Linked DNA regions of Homo sapiens: region 2 is linked to region 1. Evidence: read pairs that join two places in POLR2A ChIA-PET (ENCODE). Cell type or tissue: GM12878. All regions are shown on one strand.

Region 1 (2,500 bases):
GGTTTTTTGAGGTTTTCTGTTTTTGTCTTATTTTGTTTTGTTTCCTTTGTGAGACAGTGTCTTGCTCAGTCGCCCAGGCTGGAGTGCAGTGGCACGATCTCGGCTCACTGCAACCTCCGTCTCCCAGGTTCAAGCGATTCTCCTGCCTCGGCCTCCCGAGTAGCTGAGATTACAGGTGCCCATCACCACGCCCGGCTACTTTTTGTACTTTTAGTAGAGACAGGGTTTCACCATGTTGGCCAGGCTGGTCTCAAACTCCTGGCCTCAAGTTATCTGCCTGCCTTGGCCTTCCGGAGTGCTGGGATTATAGGCATGAGCCACCACACCCAGCCACATTCACCAGTTTTTAAATGTCCTAATGCCAAGGATTATATGTAATTTGCTGGTATTACTTAATAGAAACACCACCAGATGTATTCTGGAAAGGTGAACTGATGTTCCACGATGGCAGAGAAGCCAAGGCAAATGTAGAAGCCAAGGAAGGGCCAAGAAAAGCAAAAGCCAGTTGCCTTCATGCTGGGCCTGGTTTTGTGTATCGTGACTGTATTGTCATCATCACCGTAGAGCATTCAACAAGGATCTGAAATGGGTCCTAAATGCATCTCCATGATTTGTTGTGTCAACATAGCACACACACCCTGCTACAGCTGACTCTAAATCAAATCCAGTTACAAAAGGTAGATGGTAGTTATCAAGGTGGGTTAAATGAATTTTTACCCATGTGCAAGTCTGCATGGATGCACATACAGAGACACGCTCAGTACCCTATGCCAACCAGAGTTCCATCCCTACAGCACAGGCTCACCCAAACCCTGGCCTTCCCCTCAATGACCTCACCCCCACTCCAGAGCCAGCCCTGGGTGTTACTGCCCATGGGTGTTTCTGACTCTTCCTCTCTCAGAAGTCACCAGAAAATCCTAAGAAGTGGTTGATATGGCTTAAGATCCTCTTTGATAGGGGCTGGGCTAACTCAACAATTGTTATCCACACCCAGTGAGGTGCCTGTGGCCCAAAAGCCTTGTGGTTTCCAGGAAAATGTTTCATAGATGATTCTCCTCAATTTTTAGTCTCTTTAAAAAAAAATCACTACTTTTTTAAATTGACAAAAAGTATATGTGTCTATGGTGTACAACCTGATGTTTTAAAATGTATATACATGTGGATGGCTAGATCAAACTAATTAACTTATGCATCACCTCATGTACTTCTCATTATGATTTTTGTGATAACACCTAAAATCTGCTCTTTCGACAATTTTCAAGTGTACAATACATTGTTATTAACTATAGCTACCATGTTATACAATAGATCTCTTGAACTTCTTAGTCTCTTGATTGGATTTAAATAACTGCCTCTCTGTACGTGCCTGGGCTATAGATGTTACCAAATAAACAGAGAGATTTTGAAGATACATACACATTCTTTAGTGTGATTTTTCTTTTGACAGCTTTGTTCCACATCCAACAATAAGCGGGACATTTAAAATTTCTGGTCTTGATGGCCGAAAATGATAAATCTTGGTTTTTTTCAGTATGATAGAGCTGGTCAAAAATGTTAATTCCTGGAGCATCTTGTAGTGGCAGAAAGTGCCGGAAGGGCTCCCAAAAACATCACAAGAAAGGGGATACATCAAAGAGACATGGGATCCCACTGAAAGAGTTCCCAATGGACAAAGCTGGAACAATCTGATTAACAAAGTAGCACTGGAGTATAACTTGATATTCATGAGTCTATACTGACATAAATAAATGAACATATAAATAAACAAGTGGGGGAGAATAGATAAATCTCTAGACAGAAGAATTCCATCATGTATGTAGCTACTCCCCCTCAGGGAGGTGGAGTACAACTCCCACTCCTTAAGTGCGGGCTATCCACAGTGACTCCCCTCCAAAGAGTAAAGTATGAAAAGGTGGAAAAAAGAATCACTTTACAGTAGAAAAACCTGTCAAGACTACCTCAGCCAGGTCATCAAGGTGAACATCAACTGTGAGTTGCGTTGAGGGTGCCACTGATGCAACGTGATGAGAAGGGCACTTTGCCTCTGTGATCTTTCTTCCAGAAACCCATAACCTCAGTTAAAACATGAGAAAAACATCAAACAATTCAACTAAGGAACATTCTACAAAATACTCTCCAGGACCCTTCAAAACTATCAAAGGTCACTGAAAACAAGGAGAGTCTGAGAAACTGTCTCAGCCAAGAGGAGCCTATGGAGACGTAACAATTAAATGTAACGTGGCATCCTGGATGGAATCTTACAGAAAAAGGACATCAGGTCATAGAGTATTGACTTTGGTTAATCATGAGATTGTGACAAATGCACCTAATGTACATTCATACATTCAGATTTGCAAAAAAATTTTAAAACTAGTACAAAGCATTCCCATATACCTCACACCTAGCTTTCCTTATTAATATCTTACATTAAGATACAGATAATGTACATTTATAATGTGGTACTGAAATATAACTTGGTATTCATGAGTCCATACTGACA
Region 2 (2,500 bases), 180 kb before region 1:
CAAGCTTCTCTGACTGATCACTTTGACTCAAGGCTCCCCATCAGCCTTGCCAGGCTTACCTACAACTGCACTCAAGTTAGGACTCCTCATCCACCCCTTATTCCTTCACTCTCTCCCTCCCAAAGTTCAGACCAACAGCTGGCACTATCAGCTGTCACAGCCCTTCCTAGCTTCCTCTCTATTTTCCCTCCCAGGCATCTTGTTGGTAAATTTCTTGCACATCTAATTCCAACTTGGTGTCTGCTTCTTGGAAAATCCTAAGTAGCACCTTACTACAGGAGGAAGCTATAAGAATAATTGAATTTTACTCTAAAAGAAGATGACTATTTTAACCATTTATTTAATAATCATAAGCTAGTATGTATATATACATATGCATGGATATCCTCTCATTTAAAAAAAAAAAGATATATTCAACAGAAACCAGGTGTCTTCAGAGGCTCCCTGATTAAATAAACCTTTTTTTTGTTTTTTTCAAAACTGGCTACTCTTTGGGTCACCCAGAAAACTTTTTAAAGATGTCGATCCCCCTCTTGAGATTCTGATGCAATTAGTCTGGAGTAAGCCTGGAAATTGGCATTTAAATACCTCCCTAGATGACTCCAGTGTGCAGTAAGGTTTGAGAACCCTACCCTATAGGTACACATAGGGACAGGCCACAATTTACAATACCTACAAGATGTCAACTGCCCAGCTGCTCAGGAGAAATGTGGTTAATCATCATCCTGAGGGGAGAGGAAAATTTCTTCAGCAGATCATCATAAAGGAAACACTGTGGAATGTCATCAACCACATCCTTGACAACATCCCTGCAGTAAACACAGAAATAAGCTTCATAGAATTGCTTCCTATGACATTCCTCAGTGTCGCCAGGTTCTTTCCATGTGCTACCACAGTGCAAGCAAGTTCTGTTCCCGTACAAATTTGCAGAGGAATTTTCCACTTTGGTCAGTGGTATCTCTTCCTGAGCAGGCTTCATGCTGTGTCTGGGGGTAAAGTCTGTGGTTGGACACCAGGGGTACCAGAGAACATCTACTTTTACCTATTTCCTATATTGGAATTCTGCAGAAAGGTGTGTTTGACCAAAAGAGTCTACTGCTAAGGAGTGTTTGAAAATCACTCTCCAGTCAGCAGGAAGAAAGTAACCCTCTCATTCTTTAATGATTCTAGTTTCATCCTGATTGAACTCACAACAGACCATGACTTCAGAGTCTCAGAAATAATTAACTTCACTATGAGATGATCAATGAAGATGAACTTCAGACCATGACTCGATACCCAAGCACACAGTACACAACTGGCCAGGAGTGACATCAGTGCTGAGATGGATCCCCTCCAGCTGACACCAGGCCACATCAGACCAGAGAAACAAATTCCTCCCATATGGCCAGAAAGTTTTATGGCAGTAACACTAAGACTGACAAAGTCACTGTTTCATAGTTAATTATTTTCATTTCCTCATAGCCATGGAGAGAAACTATCTAAAACCTTGAATTTGAGGAAATGAGTTCGTGAAAATCTAGCTCTCCTGGGACATGATACTATAACTCATCAGAAGGGCCAACCCATTGACATTCTTGACTCTAGGCTCTAATCAGGCTACCCACCATCTTCAAGAGGCGTACCCTAGTAAACCTGCCAGCTTGGACACAAAACACACCTTCAGCAGTTGGCTGTGCCTGACCCACACCAAGGCTGCATGCTGAACTTCTGGATTCCTTTCCCTGAGCTTCCCGTCCCAGCATTCTTGCAACCAACCTGGAATGGCAGGGTTGAGTTTTCTCCATCAGTTATGATGTTCTAACCTCCTTGTTTGTTGAGCTGCAGTTCACAGCAACTTCAGTGAAATGGATTAGAAATGTTTTAATGTTCTACTACCTATGGATTAATATATGTTTCAAGGACATTGTTTTTTAACTGATGGAGAGTGCATGCTCTCGGTATTACAGATCAACTATGGTAGTGATGTTGAATAACTTAAGTAGGAGCTGAATTGAAAACTGTAAAAACAAATAGCAATAGTGGAATATAATTTCCAAAATGAGTCTTTATGCTAATCCAGATGAGTGAACAACATTGTTCAAAGAAGCAGAGTTCAGGGACACCCAGTAGAGGAGAGCAAAAGAAGAGAAAAATTATAACTGCTGATCAATTTGGATTATTGTTATTATATCACCGCTATTCTTGACTTTAAACAGACATACATAGAAAACTCTTATGTGGTACTAGAGTTTTATTTTTTAATTTATAACTTGAAATGCACATTCACCTACAAACTCCATTTCATTTTCTTCAACAAATTACTGTTCTCCAAGAATGGTGGAATAGAAAGAGCCATTGTTACTCTCCTTACAAGAAGAAAGGGAGCCCCCTATGACTGGTAGCATTTTGGAGGCAAGCCATCCTCACCTGCCCTGCCAGTTTATCAATCCCTAACTTCTGCTAAAGGCTAAAGTGTGGAGATAATTAATCTATCAGATTCTTTCTGGAAAAAAAATCT

The links. Peaks named below come from ENCODE experiments on the same cell type or tissue, not always from the same donor. Only the 100,000 strongest peaks of a DNase experiment are listed, where the experiment ranks them.
Region 2: POLR2A ChIA-PET joins it to region 1 with 5 read pairs; 3 of 35 experiments call an interaction of 5 or more read pairs at or near these places.

The regions. Positions count from the first base shown.
Region 1 is chr13:42,339,877-42,342,376 of GRCh38, reverse strand. No RefSeq gene overlaps it. Among named protein-coding and RNA genes, the nearest start is that of AKAP11, 69 kb to the right of the region's middle. In GM12878, no CTCF peak of the experiment used is centred here; no DNase peak of the experiment used is centred here.
Region 2 is chr13:42,523,630-42,526,129 of GRCh38, reverse strand. No RefSeq gene overlaps it. Among named protein-coding and RNA genes, the nearest start is that of TNFSF11, 49 kb to the left of the region's middle. RefSeq lists an enhancer at 1,538-1,657. In GM12878, no CTCF peak of the experiment used is centred here; a DNase peak (open chromatin) is centred at 1,359; H3K27ac peaks cover 742 bases.